2 separate regions of the Homo sapiens genome follow, and region 2 is linked to region 1. Evidence: read pairs that join two places in POLR2A ChIA-PET (ENCODE). Cell type or tissue: CD4-positive, alpha-beta T cell. All regions are shown on one strand. Each heading gives the region's core, and the rest is flanking DNA. Links, peaks and the distances in the headings are about the cores only.

Evidence for each region. ChIA-PET counts read pairs that join two places held together with the same protein. Peaks named below come from ENCODE experiments on the same cell type or tissue, not always from the same donor. Only the 100,000 strongest peaks of a DNase experiment are listed, where the experiment ranks them.
Region 2: POLR2A ChIA-PET joins it to region 1 with 15 read pairs; 12 of 35 experiments call an interaction of 5 or more read pairs at or near these places.

What each region holds. Positions count from the first base shown.
Region 1 is chr1:8,521,386-8,531,875 of GRCh38, forward strand. All of the region lies in intron 7 of RERE (arginine-glutamic acid dipeptide repeats), which reads right to left. Among named protein-coding and RNA genes, the nearest start is that of SNORD128, 32 kb to the left of the region's middle. RefSeq lists a silencer at 3,865-4,159 and an enhancer at 3,976-4,025. In CD4-positive, alpha-beta T cell, for the core only: no CTCF peak of the experiment used is centred there; DNase peaks (open chromatin) are centred at 2,446, 3,996 and 4,626; H3K4me3 peaks cover 2,687 bases; H3K27ac peaks cover 3,695 bases.
Region 2 is chr1:8,426,674-8,437,163 of GRCh38, forward strand. The region is part of intron 11 of RERE (arginine-glutamic acid dipeptide repeats); the gene reads right to left. RERE-AS1 (RERE antisense RNA 1) reads left to right here. Exons shown (of 4, transcript NR_125999.1): 2 at 1,809-1,915; 3 at 3,154-3,299; 4 at 7,960-8,343. Among named protein-coding and RNA genes, the nearest start is that of RERE-AS1, 7.3 kb to the left of the region's middle. RefSeq lists an enhancer at 1,090-1,329. In CD4-positive, alpha-beta T cell, for the core only: a CTCF peak has its summit at 4,613; a DNase peak (open chromatin) is centred at 4,558; H3K27ac peaks cover 584 bases.

The sequences.
Region 1 (10,490 bases), core at 1,827-6,826:
AATCCTACTATTTTGGGAGGCCAAGACAGGAAGATAGTTTGAGGCCAGGAGTTCGAGACCAACCCAGGCAACAAAGTGAGACCTGCATGCCTATTTTTTTTAATTAAAAATTTAAAAATATATGTTGTTGTTGAGATAATCATATCTACATGAGCTTGAGACTGTACATTTGACCTGCGAATTAATAACAATAATGTACTAAGCAACTATGTGCCAAGCACTTCCAAGTTGTTTTCATCTAATCTTTACAAAAACTGTAAGAAATATTTATTTCCAGATTACCCATGAGAAAAATGAAGCTCAGAGGAGGGAAGGAACCTGTCGAATGTCACCGCTTGCCCAATTGTCACTTATTAGGTGGAATCTGAACCACACTACCTGGCTCCAAATCTAGCCTTTCCTCTTACCACAGATGATGCATTCATTTATTCAACATATTCATACCAAAGACCCATTTGCCAGGTACTCTACTAGAAATGGAGACCGTAAGAATAGACTTGGCCCCTGCCCCAAAAGCTTGATGTCCAATAGGGAAAAAAATCAAATAATCACAAATAAATGTGTAGCTCAAAGAAGTTTGATAGAAATAATCTCTAATTTTCCCAGTTGAATTAAGTGTTTTACCTTAGACTCAAAGTATCATAGAGTATACAATATGAGATCAGTTATCTTTCAGAATTGTTTTAAAAGTACATTCAAGCATGAGTCTCATTAGACCAAAAAGAAAAATAAATCAGACTCATGCTTTATCACCCACAGTTGCAGGAATACAGGCATGCCCCTATCAGAAACTGCTCAGAAGAGATGATAACTAATTATCTGTGCTTATTTAGGAGAAGATTTGTGAATGTACACACCATCTAAAATATTCCTTTAGCTATTATTTTCTACCTTCTCTCTCATCCTGTCAGACATTTATGTTACAGTCTTAGAATACACGGTTTTCTGGTGGAAGACAACTCGGTTGAGTAACAAACAAAAAGTACCTGGCAAATGCGTCTTTGGTATGAATATGTTGAATAAATGAATACACAAAGTAAAATGGAAAAGAAAACAAATTCAGAAGGAAAAGAATCAGGAAAAAAGAACAACTAGAGAATCACAGACATCTGGTCTTAGATATATTAGAGTCTTCTAATTCATAAATTAACACAGTAGCCACGAGTCAAGGAAGAAGTGAAAAGAAGATTAAGAATGAAGTGTCAGCCGGGCAGGGCGGCTCACACCTATAATCCCAGCACTTTGGGAGGCTGAGGCAGGCAGATCACCCAAGGTCAGGAGTTTGAGACCAGCCTGGCCAATATGGTGAAACCCCGTCTCTACTAAAAAATACAAAAATTAGCCAGGCATGGTGGCAGATGCTTGCAATCCTAGCTACTCAGGAGGCTGAGGCAGGCAAATCGCTTGAACCCAGGAGGCGGAGGTTGCAGTGAGCTGAGATCACACCATCATACTCCAGCCTGGGCAACAAGAGCGAGACTCCGTCTCAAAAAAAAAAAAAGAATGAAGTGTCAGGCCAGGCACGCTGGCCTGTAATCCTGGCACTTTGGGAGGCCAAGGCAGCATGGATTGCTTGAGGCCAGAAGTTTAAGACCAACCTGGGCAACAAGGTGAAATCCCTTCTCTACAGAAAATACAAAAAATTAGCCAGGTGTGGTGGCGCCCACCTGTAGTCCCAGCTATGTGGGAGGCTGAGGCAGGAGAATCACCTTAGCCTAGGGAGGTCCCCAGGGAGGTCAAGGCTGCAGTGAGCTGAGATCACACCACTGCACTCCATCCAGCCTGGGTGACAGCGTGAGAACCTATCTCAAAAAGAAAAAGAAAAAAAAGTGACATGTCAATTAAACACAATCAAGTTCATTCTAGCTTTCAACCAAAGACAGACTGCAAAACTTATGTTGACAGAGGAACGCTTTAAATGTGAGGCTCCCTCAGATTCGAATTCGAGATTCTATTACAATGATAAGAACAACTAATAAGATATTAACTTTGTGAACTTCTCTATTTTTTGAAACATCTACTTGCTACATTCCCAACATTTCCTGATATTCTCAAGTGCAACAGAAGCAGAACCATAAGCCAAAATGAAACAAACTAGCATCTTTTCCATGTTCAAGCTACACAGACCAAAGACTTCATCAACCACCAGAGTAACTTCCCATGTGCTGTTCCCTCACCTCCTCCACCAGACAAGCACAGAAGCCCTGAAGCAAGCCTTTAGCATTCCAAAAAATATTTTTCCCAGACAGGATAATATAGAAGAAATACATACCACACTCATTAGAGTTACTTTATTGGATTTGAAACATAGACAAATTCGACTCTTAACAACAGAATATCCACAGATCACAGTCAGCAACCACAAGTCTTCACCATCAAATAGATGGCGGCATCCAAGCTCCATAAATACAGATTTGTACTAGGCCCACACAGGCCAGCCACACCAGTGGCAGGAACCTGATCCAGAGCTGATTCGGCTGTGAGCACAGCTTCCTGTTCACATTTTTATTTGTTAACTGTAAAGAAAGTTTCAGAAGAGGTAAAGATCTAGAACAGAAAGGCAATATTCTCCTGACTCAAACAATGAGTTTGTTCCTTGAGCATGAAATGTGAGTCCTGCCCAGATCCCACAAGTGCATGACAGAAAGTGGTGCAGTGTCCAGTTCCTCTCGTCTATTGAAGGGATACTTTTATTAAAAGAAGCAGGAAGGAAGAGCAATGGTGCTTTTAAACAGAGTAAAATAAGGCGAGTTCCAGAAGCAACATTATATGGTATGGGGTACCTCCCCAAAACTCCCCAGTGCAATGCCCAAATAAATATGGTCACAATGGGAAGAAAGCCCTCACATGGGTAAAAAAATTGATCACAAAAATAATAAACGCACACCCTAAATTATCCTTCTACAATTCATCTCCTTAGTTGCAATCCCAAAATTGAATCTGTAAGAATACAGATTATACTTCAGTAATATTTTCAGTGACTAGAATTCACCAACATTAGCCTTCCTAAAAACTTTCCACTAAAATCAAGGGCCTCCCTGGAAAGAGTTGACCATGCAACACTCCAAATTCACACTACACCACTAAGAGCTTACACAAGGAATTTCTCCTTGTATCAATGCATAGTAAATTTCTTCTCCTTCCTATGAGGGTTTTTCAGTTGCACATTCTTCTATATTGTATGCTTTCTTCCATCCTCACAAATGCACAAAATTTAGGTGGCATTCAAATTTTTTCTAACCTTTATCAGAAGAAAAAGGAGTGGAAACAAAAAGGAGCAAACAGTATAATTCAAAAACTTCATTTAATATCTACTTGGGTAAGAATTCAATTTGTCCTAAATCTTATTCTGACTGGCTCCCTAAATAAACCACAGTGAAAGCCATCTGTCTGAACCTGCTCTGCAACAGGACACCCCAAAAGCACAACTTCCCCTGGGTAGAAGAAACTAGTGTCTGGCTATCAAGCAGTGGGTACGAAATGAGGCCTTGTCAATGACTGCCTTCTCAGCACCAACTACTCTTTTTACTCCATTTAAGAGAATAGAATTCCAAGTCACATGACAACATACACATATGCAAAAAATGCTATCCGATTCTAAAACAGATACAAAAATAAACAAAATACCTAAACTTCAATTTCTAACACAAAAGTCAATGCATACTTTTTTTAATTGCCAAAGAATTTTCCATAAGCTCTAAAAGGAAGATGAGTCTGCTTCCTTTTGAAGGCAAGAGACTAAGTAAAAACTGATGTGACATAACCTTTCATTTTTAAAAAAATCAATTTTAAGGTGTTATTGTTGCAATCATAATTCACAACTGTTCCCTGAATATGTCAGACTTCAGAAAAAGATCACAAAAATTATAATTTGCTCTGGCAAACAGGCTCTCAATCAAAACAAGGTTCCACCCACCTTCAAAGCAACCAATAGAAGCCCACCTACCATCCTTCCTAAAACATCCAAACAGAGCTGCTCTGCGGCCCAGGCATTCCATACTAGCCACAAGGCAAGGGGGCGGCCTGCAGGCTTGCTCTGCAGGTCTTGAAGGCAAACAAGCTTGGCAACACACACCCAGCACGACTGAGGTTAAGATTATACTACGAGCCGAAGAGGTAAGGGGAAGAGGACAGGGACAGAGGGACCCGCAAAGCTTCACATTCTATATCTGCTGAATGCCTCTCCGGTAGTCCCCATTCTTAGTTCTGATTTTACGCTTCACAATACCACCTACATGGCCAGCTAGGGCTGAATTAAAGGCTCTCAGGAACATGCACTATGAATGATGAAATGATTCATAAACACCTTCAGAAGTGAGAAAGAGCAGCAAAACCCATCACTGTTTCGGTGAGGCCAGGGGAAGATAGCCTACCTGCAGGGGCTGAATGGATCATCCATGACTAACACGGGCTCTGGTGAGTCTAGCTGGATTCCTGAACCTTTACTTTCTGCTAAAACTCTGCCCTTTTCTACACTAACAACTCAAAATGGAGGCACATGCAGTCTCAGAGACCTCATAGAGCTTTCACTGAGCTTGTGCTATGACCTAAGCCTTCACGCAGAACGCAGAAACTTCCCCTCACTCTGACAGGACTGAGCATGTGCTGTGACCCTCCCTCATCCACACACTGTCTCTCCACGACGCAATCAATCTCAACCCTGCTGTTTCCGTAAATAAAGCCCAGCCAACAGACTCTGCAGCTTCTCCCTGCACACCAAGCTAGTGTGCAGGGAAGTGGGGCCTTAGAAAGGGGATCCAAGACAGCCAACAGCAGGGAACTGAGCAAGCCCAGCCATGGAGAGGCTTCAGTTAAATGCCCTGCTCTGTCAGGAACTCAGCAAGCCAAGCCACGGAGGAGCGTCAGTTAAATGCTCTCTGCTCTGTCAGCACAACAGCAAGTTTTGTCTTTTTTTTTTTTTTTTTAAGGTAAATGGTGATTTTAAAAAGCAAGATCACCAAGAAATAGAATCAAAAGACAGATATGAATGACTACACACAAGATCAACTAATAGAAATACTGCAACACATTTAAAAACATAGTAGTAGCTACTTAAGAGAAGCAACTTCACAAATTTCTTTTTGAAACTCTAAACATTTTGAAAAAGACCAAACAATCCGGGTAAAGTTATGGAGTGCTTGGCCTTGTCACACAGGTACAGACACAGTGTAGATGGTATTGTGAGCAGGGTAGCTAAAGAAAACTGTATTTTCTGCAAACAGCTTAATCTTCCTTAGATAAGAAACTAAAAATAATAAATAAAACATTCCCCAAATAATAAATTAAAACATTTCCTAAAGTAATACTAGCCCAATCAAGTCTAGCTTGAAGAATCTAATTCTAACAATTAGAAAGACAGGAAGGTTCAAGATTCAACATCGTGCCACAAACACATGAACATCCAAAAATCTCATTTGAGGTCCTGATTCAAAATACTAAGGCAGATCCATATAAGAAATCCTAGCTTTGGATGTGCAGGCTTAGTTTCCACTTACAAACTAAGAGGTGATTCTATAGATTATTAATCAGTTACAAAAAGAAAAAGAAATGGAAGACCATGAACCTCGCCAAAATTATAAAGGACAAGATAGGGCAGGAAAGGGCAGTGCCAATTCTGTTTCCCAGAAATGTAATGGAATGTCAGGAAATTAAAGCCTGTTGAAAAGAACACACAGTGTCCTCAAGATTCCTACAGTGAATGCAGAATCAATTCCATTTCCATAGCACTCCCGTTTATGCTATGAAATAAACTAAATTCTGAAACTATGATTCAATAAACTCTTATCCTGCCGATAATGTAATTTAGAAAATACAAGAAATGCCAAGTACACTTAAATACGTTTTCCTTTGACCTAACACATGAAACAAGTATCTACAGGCTGGAAGAACATTTTCCCTTATTGGTATGTGAGACAACATATTCCCAAAACTGCTGTTACTACCAACAGTCTAGAGAAAAATACTTTCTAAACACAAAAGCAATGGAATTAGAACCTAGCAGCCAAATAATATGAATATGAGCAGCAAAGAATTTCCTCCCAAAAGTGTATATATTAAAAAAAAACAAACTATCTAACCCTTTCATATGGAAAATGTTTACTTGAAGAAATCAACACAAAATAATATGTAATAAATTCATCAGTCTCTGAAAGCCCATGAAACTGTTACATAGAGCACACTATAAAAACGGTTACTGTAACAGCAAGTTAAGAAATGTGGATTCTAATTTTGGTCTCATTAGATGCCCTGAGTTACCAAAATCCAATGGCCTTCCCCTGTGATAATGGATTCCAATGGTGGCGCCAGCCTTTGTGGATATCCTCTTCATTGTCTTTCCTGGTGCTGGCATCTCACAGTTGGCTTCACATGCCATGCCACCAAGACAGACAGCCCTTTCTCTTGTTACCCCTCAGGGGCAGCGTACCCCAGCGGCCACACCCCAGATCTCCTCTCCTTCACACTCTCTCCCGTGGAAAAGTCACCCACACTACCACCATGCCAGCCAGCTCCACTCTGAAGACACTTCCTTCCTGGCAGCAGCTCAGAAATGCAGGAGCCCCCGGAATCCTCTCACTGTACCTCTCTGGGGAACTGCACCTCTCTTATTAGATTCTAAGTCCTTCAGGGACAAGGACACTACCTAAATCATCTTTATTGGAACCACCCAACTCTCCTATTTTGTACCTCAAAGAACTCTATCTGAAGCAGTGGAAAGGGCACAGTATCACTCATATAGTATGGCTGGCCAAAATTACATAACCTAGATCTAATCGTGGGGAAACGTCAGACAAACTCAAACTGAAGAACACTTGACAAAACTGGCTTCTAACTCTTCAAAAAGGTCGATGTCATAAAAAATCTTTAAAAAAGGTGAGGAAACATGTTGTGAAAACAAAGAGAGACAAGGGATATTAAAGAGACACAACAATTAAATGAGGCTTATGATCATGGGGAAAATTACTATGAAGGCCGTTGTTGAAAAAACTGGCAAAATCTGAATATGAACTATATTGGACTATATCATATTGTATTAATGTTACCTTTTCTGATTTTGATAATCATACCATAGTTATGTAAGATAATTTTCTTGTTCTTGGGAATACACACTAAAGTATTCAGGGGAAAGGGTGTGATGTCTATATTTCATTCCCAAATTGTTCAGGAAAGGAAAATACAGGTTGAGTTATCCTAATCCCAAAATCCCAAACCAAAAATGTTCCAAAATCTGCAACTTTCTGAGCACCAACATGATGCTCAAAGGAAATACTGGAACGTTTTAGATTTTTGGATTAAGGATATAGAATAAGCAAATATTCCAAAATTCCCCCTCCCCCACCAAAACATGAAATCCAAAACACTCTTCTAACCCCAAGCGTTTCAGGTAAGGGACAGATTCAACCTGTACCACAGAGAGAGTCAGACAGCAAAGATGGTAAACACAGACAGCAATACAGCAAAAAAAGAGATAGAGGTTATCTCATAAAGTGTATATTTCTAATAATTTTGTGCATGAAACAAGGTTTTGATTGGGTTTTGATTGTGATCTGTCACAGGAGGTCAGGAGTGGAATTTTCCACTTGTGGCATCACTTCGGTGCTCAAAGCATTCTGGATTTTGAAGCATTTTAGATTTCGAATTTTCAGATTAGAGATGCTCAACCTATAATAGAGCAAACCTATAATAAAGTTTAAAAGGTAATAAAATAAAATAAATATAAAGCAAATATGGCAAAATACTAACAACTGGTGAATTGAGTAAAAGATATATGGAGGTTCTTTCTTGTACTAGTCTCATAACTCCTCTTTGAATTATGAATATAAAATTCCAAACAGAAAAATTTTAAATATATTAAACAAACAGAAAATATATCCACCAGCCTCCACAACCATCAGTTCTCCCTTCTTTTTTTTTTTTTTTTTTTTGAGATGGAGTCTCGCTCTGTTGCACAGGCTGGAGTGCAGTGGTGCAATCTCAGCTCACTGCAAGCTCCGGGTCCTAGGTTCACGCCATTCTCCTGCCTCAGTCTCCCGAGTAGCTGGGACTACAGGTGCCCGCCACTACACCCAACTAAATTTTTTAATTTTTTTTTTTTTTTTAGCAGAGACAGGGTTTCACCGTGTTAGCCAGGATGGTCTCAATCTCCAGACCTCGTGATCCTCCCGCCTCGGCCTCCCAAACTGCTGGGATTACAGGCGTGAGCCACCACGCCCGGCCACAACCATCAGCTCTCATGGCATCTGGAGAGCTGACACAAGGGGCAATGAATGACCTGCCTCCCTGCCTGCAGTCATGGTGCTCTCACCCCCAAACAGAAGTCAATTAACACCCAGCTCCAAACTCACTCCAATCTCAAGAATATAGGATCAGTCCTCCTCCTCCTCCTCCTGGTCAGAGAATCTCAAGGAGTCTTGAAACCGAGCAGTTCCATAATTAGGTTAGCCACTAGGTCACATTCAACCACAAATTCCAATTTTAGAAATGGGGCTCTGATTCCATGGAGCAAGCCTTGCTTTACACTGAGTTCACCCTGGTACCCTACTCAGTGCTTAAGGGCATCCCAGAGAGGGGCCTTGTTTTCTCTCCTAGTTCTCTTGAACACGGGCTGCCTGTGTACTGATGCTGACTACCCACCTGGACCTCACTCCTGCCACCACATTTTCTAGCCCATCGTTTGCCAGCCTGCAGGGATGTACATACAATCTGCAACCTGGCACCCTCGTATTTCCATCTGTTGCCAACTGCCAAGGCCTTCCCAGAAGTCCTGTGATCCCCATGTACATCTATAATCTCTGGATCCCAGACATCCTTCTCTCCTCCTATTAATCCCAAGTGAACAACAGGTGTAGGATTAGCACTTCTGAATAGACTAAATGAGAGCTGAGTGGGAGAGAAGAATACACAATTCAAATCAATTTTTTCTAAAATTAAAAAAACCACTTTGTCCACTATAATACTTAAATTTGTAGTGAGTAGATTATGTACCTCTATCAAAGGTAAGTAAAAGCTGTAACATGAAAATTGCCTAAGTTTTATCTTAAAGAATTTCCTACTTCCCAGAAACAAAAAATGTCTACAACGTTGTATTCATTAACAAGAAACTTTAAAGCCAAAATGGGGAGGCGGGGCGGGGAGGGGAAGCAACACTCAGGAAATTCTAGAGAAAAAGTTTGGAAGAGATATTCTAATTAGTACTAACTTCACATCAAGAGAGGAGAAGTATTCAGAAGCAGTTTATTTAAATTTCATTTACTAATTGCCCCGCATATCTAGACATGGAACTGAGTTTTCGTTTTCTTTTTTTTTTTTTTTTTTTTTTTGAGACGGAGTCTCGCTCTGTCGCCCAGGCCGGACTGCGGACTGCAGTGGCGCAATCTCGGCTCACTGCAAGCTCCGCTTCCCGGGTTCACGCCATTCTCCTGCCTCAGCCTCCCGAGTAGCTGGGACTACAGGCGCCCGCCACCGCGCCCGGCTAATTTTTTGTATTTTTAGTAGAGACGGGGTTTCACCTTGTTAGCCAGGATGGTCCCGATCTCCTGACCTCATGATCCACCCGCCTCGGCCTCCCAAAGTGCTGGGATTACAGGCGTGAGCCACCGCGCCCGGCCTGAACTGAACTGAGTTTTCTATCTATCTATCTATCTATCTATCTATCTATCTATCTATCTATCTATCTATCTATCTATCTAACTTTCTATCTATCTGTCCATCTTTCTATCTATCTGTCCATCCATCCATCCATCCATCCATCCAGGAAGCTTGCTGATTTACCTATTAGCTTTAACAATTTGGATGGGCCCGGGGGCTCACAAATATAATGAGAGGCCGAAGTGGTGGGTGACTTGAGGTCAGGAGTTTGAGACCAGCCTGGCCAATGGGGTGAAACCCAGCTTCTACTAAAAATACAAAAATAAGTCAGGCGTGATGGCATGCACCTGTAGTCCCAGCTACTCAGTAGTCTGAAGTGGGAGGATCACTTGAGCCTGGGAGGCAGAAGCTGTAGTGAGGCCAGACTGCACCACTGCACTCCAGCCTGGGCAACAGAGCGAGACTCCACCTCAACAAAAAAAAAAAACACAACACAAAACAAAACCAACACCAACAATAAAACTAATTTTTTCACAAGTTTTCTCAGATTTCCTATGGTGAAAATTATACTTTATTAATAAATGTTCATTTTTTCATTTCCAACCCTCACATATTTTCTTCTTCAAGTCTTAATGGATATTGAAATCCTGCTATTGTTTCTGGTTTCAGAGGAAAAAGTTTCCACACTCTGCCTTTAACTATGGTGCTTGCTGTAAGTTTATGGTAAGTATTCTGTTAGATTAAGGAAATTCATTCTACAATTAATTTTCCTTTTCTAAGAGTCCCCTCCCCAATTATTACAGAGCGTTGAATTTTATCAAGTGCTTTTTCTACATTAAGATGATTGCATGGGTACAAAAAAAGAATGAATGAATAAGGTCTAGTATTTGACTGTGAAACAGGGT
Region 2 (10,490 bases), core at 2,249-7,248, 94 kb before region 1:
GGTCTCTGCAGGACAGTGTTTACACTCCTTAGCCCTGAATTCAAGGCCCTCCAGGATCCTGGCCCTGCCCACCTTTCCAGCCAGATGTCCAGTAATGCCAACTGGCCCACACTGGGGGACCTCTGTCTCAACTCCAGAATCTGGGTAAGGCATCTCCACGTTCACCTCAAAATCTCTCCTACTCCCAAATGAAACCAGATGTCCAGTTACTCTCTCATTAGTTTATTTATTTGTATAAGGCCTGCTTACCCAAAAAGTCCATAAACTCTTAAAATAATTACATCTTACACCTAGTGCCTCCATATAACACTAGGCAGTTGATGCTCACCACATTTTTTGTCTCCTTTAAAAATTATTTATTTATTAACGATGAGGTCTCACTATATTGCCCAGGCTGGTCTCAAACTCCTGGCCTCAAGCAATCCTCCCGCTTTGACCTCCCAAAGTGTTGAGATTACAGGTGTGAGTCACCGCACCCGGACAAGTGAAACCAACCATGAGATGCTGAGGGCCTGGGCTAGGGTGGTCACAGTGGAAATGGACTGTTGAAAGCCAGAAGGTCCATTTTGAACTCTCCTAACAGAGCTGACCTCTTGCTCCATGATGCCAAACTCTCCTAGTTTTGCTCATACCACTTGGCCTAATTCTCTACTCAACCTCTAAATGCTGGAGTCTCCCCAAAGCTTTGTCCTAGGGCTTTCTGCTATATATATCCTCTCCCCATATGATCTCCACTGTTCCCTTGGCTCTAAATATCTTTCGAGATTGTCACTGGTATTTCTAAGACTAAATCTATGGTCCAAGTCCACTGGGAACACTCAACTTGAACGTTTCACAGGTATCTCAAACTAATTACTTCCAGAAATAGGAATTTGACATCTGGTGGTGAACACAGACCTACCACAGCTGTCAATGTATGTCAATATAATGCTATCAAGAGCAAAAGCACCCTTGGCCCCACTTTAAAAAAAAAAAAAAAAAAAAAAGGAAGTAAAAGCTTCATGTGGCCTGTACTGTTACTTCTCTATGGAAAGCCACAAGGCCTCAAAACCAGCAAAACATCTGCTTCTCAGAGACCAGCCTTTAGCTTGTGGTTTACCAGAAATGTAGAGTAGCCCTGAAAATCGAAACAAAGACGACCACTCACAGTAGTCAATGATTGGAAGGGGTCACACGTGAAAGAGACTTCTGTTGCGGCTGTCTCCTTTCCCTCTATAAATTCATCGCTCTTCAAATGAAGACCCCGAAGTTTTTAAGACTTTAACAATTAACACTATTGACTTATAAATCAACAGGCCCTATAAGCCTCTAAATGCAAGTTCATGGAGACAGTCTGTTTCTTAAGAGTCTTCTAGTTGTTGAGCTGAAATTCGGCATTTCCAGTGCTGAAATTCAAGGTCTCATGAATTATTTCTGTGTCCATTAGTTTTTCTATCACTCCCAGTGTATAGATATTAGAATAGCAGGATGCCAAGGGTAAAGGAGGAAGGAAATATAGAAGGCAAGTCACTGACTTGGCCACTGCTGCCAGCGCTGGGCAGCTCTGCTGTTTATGCTCCCCAGCTCATAGCCTGCCCACTCTCAGACGCACGAACTGAGCGTCTTGAGATGTTGGCACTTGTTTCTCTGGTGTGTTCATGCCCAACCAACCCAACTAGGTGCTGCTCCTTGGAAACATAAAACAAGTCCTTTTCTGTTTGTGTACCCCCATAGCCAGGTGAGATCCAAATATAAATAAATATTTATGGCAAGGAGATTGTTGCTTTGTGTTACAACTTACGTTTATGATTTTGTGCTCTAATTTTTAGATAAACTGCTATAGTTTTCCACTATTGAGCTGAATTTCGTATCACCATCAAAAGTTACCTACCTACAAGTCCCTAGTAGAGAAAATTTAACTTCTGGCTTTAAAAAAGTAAGTTACCTGAACCCAGCATTACTAGCCTTGGGTTTTAATAGAACCTGGAAAGCTCTGTTTTGCATTTTCGCTACAGTGGAAAGAACGCAAGGTTCAGACTTGGAAGCCATGTGATCTAGTCTGCTCCTATGTTCCAAAAAGGAAATTCTGACATGGCTGTTTAGACCTAGCCACTTTAGAAACAGCTATATTGGAATAAAAATAACAATAACATAAAAATAAAAATAACCACGTCAAAATGCATTAAATTAATGTGTTCAAAAGTTCCTCATGCTATTGCTTGAGCCCACCCCCTGTCATAGTCCCCCAAGCCTTGTGCCTCAGCCTCACTGGTCTGCCTAGATACTGGTCCTCACCTCTCCACCTTTGGGATGGCACGTGGACCTGGTGCAAGTAGCATCACCATTAACCTACTGATGAGTACAAACGGCATTGATTTTTACATGCGTCATGGTATGAGAAAGGCAGGGAAACACCACCCTAGAACAATAAAAATGGTGAACACTGAGCGCTATAACGTGCCAGCCACTGTCTTAAAGGCTCTAATGCACTAGCTCATTTAATCATCACAACAACCTTATGAGGCAGAGGCTACTGCTATTCCCATCTTTTAGGTGGGAAAAGTAACCATGTATCACTAAATCCTTGAACCAGGCTGGGAGGGTCAAGGGGGACCAGTGTAAAAAATTGGGAAGCCTCAGAGCTGTGGTGGGCCTAGGAATGGAGCCGAGGGTGCAGACAAGGGATGTGATGATGTGGCTGCTGCCTGTGTTTGCATCCCAAGATATTGTTTCCCAAAAATTCTATGTGTGGATAGAGAATACTGGGCTGAGAGTAAACCCTGAAAGGGTAAGGTGTGCAAATTCCCCTCATCTACACATGAAACTCCCAGCACATCTCATTCTGGCGTCATCCCAGGTGCTGGACCTGACCCCTATCTGCAGTAGCAAGAGAGCAGAAGACAGGGGCTAAGCTACAAAAATGGCTAAAAGATACCTCTGCATTAACCCCTGGCTGAGAGCTTTCAAAATTAACTCCCTCTGGTGAATTTTAACTAGTGTATCACAGTCAGAAACTCACCATGACTTCTGAAAAGGGACATCTACTCAGTCCTCTTACATAACTGTTTGGAAAACACTGTAGGTATTAAAATGATTCCCACTGTGAAAATGGCTCCTTCTGTTTTACCCTGATTTCTGCACAAAATTTTATGTTAATAATTTATTGGTTCACAGGGGACAGAAAAGCAGGCAGATCTGCTAGTAAGCAAACTACAGCTCCCCCGAGGAGACACACAGGCAGTGGGTAAGAGGAACAGACCCATGGCTCCACTGAAGACACAGAGCAGCAGACGAAAAAGACATGTCCTAAATGTTAAATGGTAAGGAGGGGTAGGGTGAAAAAAGGGAACATGGATGCCAGGCAGAAGAAATAAAAGCCTTTCCAAACATTTGTATTACATGATGCTGGCTCTCACTGATAAACCACTGGATGAGAACTGTACTTCATCCATATCATCCTGTTGGTTGCAGATCCCGTCACCCCATATCTAAAACATATTTCCTTCTGGAGCTTTACTGTTGATACTGCTTTGAGATGTATCATTTGGTTTTGGTTTTACATATTTAACATTTTAATGAAAGGGTGACTTGAGTAAGGCACTACTTTTTCAATAAATAGCAACAGAACCAATTTGCCTGGGAGGAGACCTGCCAGCAAGCCATGAGGGGCATTTCCAAAATTTCCAGTATAGGCTGCTCCCAATTTCTGCCTCCACTTTAAAAACACTTTGCACTTACTAGTGTTATTCCAGGAGAGCCAGTTAATAGTTTAATGAAACTAGTTAGAGTTTAAAGGCAGCAAATGGGATAATTTAAAATAATCATCCCATTTTTATTGATGGTTCTCAAATCTCTCTCCAGATCTGACATTTTGCCCTAGCTCAGACTTGTACCTACACTTTCTATTCAGACTAACGTCCTCCATAGTTTTAGGACATCACCATCCCAACTTGGGCACTGACAGCCCACAGGCCACATCCTCCTCAAGTAGCAACTCATGAACCCAGAGAACTGACTGAAATAGTTCAGTGTTTCTTGAGCTCCCCAAGGCCTTCAGGCTTCTGTGCAGAGTGGAAGTGGTAGTGGTAGTGGCACAAGTATGCTAATTGCCACAGTACACTCTCCAAGGTAAGTGTAACCGGGCCCATTCTACAGATAAACTAAAGGTTAGGTAAATTAAATCTCCTGGCCCATCCACATCTAATCATCATCAGGGCCAGGATTCAAGTCCAGTTCTAACAACAAAAGCCATGCCAATGGTAACAGAGTGCGTGTGAGCTGCTAAGTACTTCTGTGTATTAACTCATGCCATTAAAGTCCGTAGATGCCATAGGGTGACCCAGAGCCACACTGGGTAGGCCCCTCCAGGCATTCCTTTGTCTTCCAAATACCAACTGAGGTGCAGGCTTATTACCCTTACGTTACTACTGGCACAAGTAAAACTTCTTCCTGCATATACCTTAAGACGGGGGTCTCCAGTCCCCAGGGTACAAACCACTACCAGCCTGTTAGGAACTGGGCCACAAAGCAGGAAGTGAGCGGCAGGCAAGTGAGCAAAGCTTCATCTGTATTTACAGATGCTCCCCCTGGCTTGCATTACCGCCTGAGCTCTACCTCCTGTCACATCAGCAGCGGCATTAGATTTTCATAGGACCACGAATCCTATTGTGAACTGCGCATGTGAGGGATCTGGGTTGCGTGCTTCTTTTGAGAATCTAATGTCTGATGATCTGTCACTGTTTTCCATCACCCTCAGGTGGGACTGTCCAGTTGCAGGAAAACAAGCTCAGGGCTCCTACTGATTCTACATTATAGGGAGTTGTATAATTAATTCATTACATATTACAATGTAATAATAATAGAAATAAAGTGCACAATAAATGTAATGCGCTTGAATCATCCTGAAACCATCCTTCCCCTCAGCCCATGGAAAAGCTGTCTTCCACAAAGCTGGTCCCTGGTTCCAAAAAGGTTGGGGACCTCTGCTGTATACCACTGTAGTCTTATAAACACTGTTTACTTAATTAACCTAAACATTTAAAATGTTTCCTTTCTTCAATAATAAATTAACCTTAGCTTACTGTAACTTTTTTCACTTTATAAAGTTTAAAATTAACCTCATGGGCCTAGCACCTCAAATCTCCCCCGCTTCTCTCTCCCCAAGCCAGCTTGCCCTCTCTTAGCTCCCTGTGGCCCTATTTCTGTCAGCTGCAGCAGAGTTCTAGAAGAAGTGCCTGGCGTGCTCTCTGTCCATTCCCACTCCTTCCATCAGTCACCATGCCCTCTAGATTCATTCTTCACTTCATGGAGTTTCCTGTTCGGCATGCTCCTCGGTTTTTGCAAGGGCTCTGCCAACTACAGGGCCACGTCATGCCAGTGACTGCACTGGTCTCCTCCCTGGCCTCAGTGTGTCTCCACACCCCTCCCCCCAACATTCCAGTTCTGGGCATTCTGTATATTAATGTGTTCTCTTATTTGAAGACCTGTGACAATTCCTAGTACGTCCAAACTATCGGTCTGCTAGTTAGTTAACAGCCTCCACAATTGGGTTCCCAATCACCTACACCACCATGTAGTGAAGTTAGTTACTGCAGTACCCCATCCTGATTCCTTTCCCTGGGTTTTTACCAATGCCTTTCTCTCTTACCCAATCTAGAATGTCCCCTCTTCACTTCTGCTTATTCAAACACATCAACTCAACTAACATTCATTGAGCCCTCATTCTAGTGAACACACTGTGCAAAGAGCACAGCACGAGGCACTGAGTGAACAAGGAGCACAGCACGAGGCACTGAGTGAACAAGGAGCACAGCACGAGGCACTGTGCGAAGCATGTTCCAGTTTCAACTCTATCCCTACACAGAGTCCGCTCTGCTCTCTCTCCCTTCTCTGAAAAACAACAATTCCTGTTTATGACTAGAATTAATAAGCACTTCTGCCATTAAAAGGTCTATAGATCTTCCACCAAATTGTGGATTCCTTTCCAGCAAGAGGTGAGTATTTCATGTCTTGTGTAATCTTCAGAGTGCCTGGCAAACTGTAACCAAGCAATATGATAACTGTTGGGTGGCTGCATGGGTATTGTTTTTGGTCCTAGAGTTCTCCCTGAAACATAATACATGTTTGGTAGGATGGAAACAAAATTTCTAATCAATGTTAGATTTGTTTCTTTTTTTCCAAGAAGAATGGAGAAGTAAATCATATTTTAAAATGGGATTGATTACTTGGACTCTCAGTGCAGAAAACACTGTTTTATATCTATTCATCTCAGAGGAATAAAGGGTGTGATACTTCTTAAGGTACTTCTTAAGATACTTTAAAGGAAAGTTTACATATATATACACATATACATATACATATACCCAAACTTAAACTCTTGAAATAAAAGCACATGTCGGAGATTATATGCTGTATGCTGGATATCCATGAGGAAAATTTTCCCACAAACAACCTGGCATGGTTCAGTAACTAAATAACTACATCCCCCGTACTGGTAACTAGCCCTATCTCAGGACTACTGTGTTCCTGGGTGCAAGATGGGTGTCTAGGCCTCCACCATCTTCAAAGCCTCAATTTCTATGTCCCTGGTTCTCTTAACAATGGAACAGTCGTAAAGCAGGGTAGCCTCTTGGTCCTACAAAGAGACAAGAGGAGGACTCAACTATTTCCAAAAAGACATCTTGTCTTGCATGCTATGTTTTGTCAACTGTCTTAAATACCTTTAATATCTAATAACACCACTTCCACTTGGTTCTCCCTCTCTGGACATGTGTCTTTGAAATAAATCCTAGTTTCAGCACACACAAAAAAGACCTGTTTCCCAGGCTAGTCCCAGAAGATTCTATGGTAATTACAACAGGATCCCAAATCCAAGCCCTCTGAGTAACAGTCCATTCATTTCTTTTTTTTTTTTTTTTTTGAGACGGAGTCTCGCTCTGTCGCCCAGGTCGGACTGCGGACTGCAGTGGCGCAATCTCGGCTCACTGCAAGCTCCGCTTCCCGGGTTCACGCCATTCTCCTGCCTCAGCCTCCCGAGTAGCTGGGACTACAGGCGCCCGCCACCGCGCCCGGCTAATTTTTTGTATTTTTAGTAGAGACGGGGTTTCACCTTGTTAGCCAGGATGGTCTCGATCTCCTGACCTCATGATCCACCCGCCTCGGCCTCCCAAAGTGCTGGGATTACAGGCGTGAGCCACCGCGCCCGGCCCCATTCATTTCTAAAAGAAGTCCTCTCTAGGGTCAAATATGGCAGCTGTTTAGCTGACACAGAGGAGTAATACCAAAGAGTTCTCTTTTCTGTTTCCTTTCTTTTCCTCTTTTTCCTAATCTTCCAAAGGCCAAAGAGAATGAGAAGGAGCACTTGGGAAGGTAGATCTAATATAATCCTGCCTGGCTGTTCTACCCTCCTCAGTTCATGAGTATCATGATAATGGACAGCTCCTGGTTTAAATCATTGTTTTATTCCATCACCCCACCACTAGCAACCCCCAGTTAAGATTAGCTATAGAAACATAACACAAAGGGTGACTGAAGCGCCAGGTCTTTCAGTGTGTGAGGCCAGCAAGAGTCCAACAGCCCCTCAATGTCCCAGCTGACTCTTCTGATGATATGCTCAGAAATGTCTACAGAAGCTGAGCAGCTGCCAGCTCAACACACCCTGCCACACCTGCGCTATCGGTGGAATCAGAGAATGAGAAAGCTAGAAAGAAGCTTTAGAGAACTACGCTGGTTGAAACCCTCATATTACTGATGAGGACCATAAATCATTTAACTGAAATTAAACCAACAAATCAAACCACACATACCCACAAAATCTTTACATTTGTGACAAACTATATTTTCTAGAGGTGGCCACTCCAATACAGATTCCATCCCACATGCTCTAACAATGTGATAATGACACTCCTTCATTGACAGGTGGGTCTCTCTGTTCTCTCCTCCTGAGCCTGGGTAGACCTTTGTAACTGTCTTGACCAACAGAATGTGACAGAATGATACCAGGTGACTTCTAAGACTACATCATACAAAGCAACACAGCTTCTGCTGGGCTCTCCCTCTCTGGACACGTGTCTTTGAAGCCCTGAGCTGCCAGATTAAACAGTCCGGCTTGCCTAAAGTCACCACGCTGGAGAGACCATCAGGGATGGAGAGGTGCTACAGAAACCCTAGCTATTCTAGTCCCCAGCCATTTGAGTCTTCCTAGCCCAGACTCATAAGTGAAGAAACCTTCAAGATGATTCCAATACCTCCTATCACTTGACTGCAACCTCGTGAAAGCCTAAGCCAGACCTGCACGGTGGAGCCATTCCTAAATTCTGGTCCCACAGAAACTGTGAAAGATAATAAATGATCATCATTGCTTTACATTGGGCTAATTTTTATTATCAGGGGTAACGTGTTACATAGCGATAGGCAACTAATACAAGATTCATTACTAAAACCACTAAAAACTTTAACCTGTTAGTCACTATTAATTTAAGCAAACAAATAAGCAATCTTCCAATGATGCTTCCCCAATTTGCATGCCTCTCTATAACCTTACTCTGCCTTCATTTTAAGGCCTAGCTCTTATCACCATATGTGATATGATTAGATAACACGATATAGGCTACGTTACTGAATATATGAGGAAAGGGCCTTTGTTTTGTTCACTATTATATCCCCAGCACCTAGAACAGCACTTGACAACATATAGCAGGTGCTTGACAACCACTGGTTCAGTACAAGAATGTATCTGGAGATGATTGGGCTTAGTGTTCCTCCAAGGCTATTTGACCTCTCATCACCTGTTCTCCAGTTTGACTCAACGTCTCTTAATATATATTCACTGCACTGTTAAGTTTCTAACTCTCTAACTACTACTGACAAAACCATTAGATGTTCTTCGTTCAAACCCACTAGAGGAACTACACCATCCCCTCCGTGATGCCAGCTCAGCATCCAGAGTAGAGCCAGTGATTTCCTTTGTCAACACACCTGCATGCCAAAAACCCTTCCCAGGAGGTCTCAAATATCAAATAAAAGTTACTCCATTTTTCATTCAAAGACCATGTGCCCAATGGGAAAATGACCTCATGTTGTGGTTTAAACAGCAACTGCACCCACTAGCACAGCCCATTGAGCTATCCTATATATACATCTCTGTCAGTGCCCCTCTGGGTCTAGATAATTACACTGAGTACACTGAAGTCCTTTCATTATTGCAGGCCCAACAAAAAGTACTGCCACTGGGTGAATATCAGAAAGCATGCATCAATGCACTTTCAAGTCAAATGAGAACTGGCTAGTTAAGCAGCAGCATTAACAGATGTAGAGATTGTGCCAGCCAAATGCCTCTTGCCAATTATGGCCACACAGCTACGCCCAAATTAAAAATAACCCAACACGGCCAGGTGCACTGGCTCATGCCTGTAATCCCAGCACTTTGGGAGGCTGAGGCAGGCAGATCACGAGGTCAGGAGTTTGAGACCAGCCTGGTCAACATGGTGAAACCCCAACTCTACTAAAAATACAAAAATTAGCCAGGCGTGGTGGCGTGTGCCTGTGATCTCAGCTCCTTGGGAGGCTGAGGCAGGAGAATTGCTTGAACCCGGGAGACAGAGGTTGCAATGAGCTGAGATTGTGCCACTGCACTCCAACCTGGGCGACAGAGCGAGACTCAATCTCAAATAAATAAATAAAAAATAAATAAAATAACCCAACACTCATAACAGAATCCAAATGGGCATGGGAGGCTCCTTCTCTCCCTACAATATCACCCTACAGTCGCTACATAAATGCCCCTGTAAAGTGGCTCCTAAGTTATGTCATTAAAATGTTCACCTTTCCTTGGCAAAGTAGATCTCAACACAGGAGGAAAGAGAAATAAGCTAAAAAAAGAAATGTGGATTGTCTAGAAGTTACAAGGGAACAAAAAAGTAGAAATCCTCCGTGAGAGGATTTTGCAAAAACTGTAATTAAAGGAATCTAGACCAGTGGTTGCCCGATAGAAATATAAGCCAAAAATGTAAGTTTTACTCTTCTAGTAACCATACTTTAAAAAGAAACAGGTAAAATTAATTTAAATGTTTTATTTAACTAAAAAGATCAAAAATATTATCATTTCAACATGTAATCAATATAAAAGTTAGTAATGAAATATTTTACATTCTTTTTCTTCCTGCTCAGTCTTTGAAATCAGTGTGTATTTTACACTGACCGTGCATCTACACTTGGGCCAGCACATTGCAGATGCTCAACAGCCACAAGAGACCAGTGGTTACCACATTGGAAAGCACAGGTCTAGAATAATCCTAACTTCTTTTTTTGTAAAATACTGAAACATCCAAAGCACTCCAAGTTTTCTATTAGGGAGGCAAAATAACTATACTGTTAGAATCATGGGCAACGATATCATAAATTCCTAAAATAAAACCACATAGGGCCGTTATTTCAAATTACATAAAACTTGTCTTCTAGAAGAATTCGACCAAATGCCAAAGTTCTTAAGATCTGCCCCACTTCCCAAACAA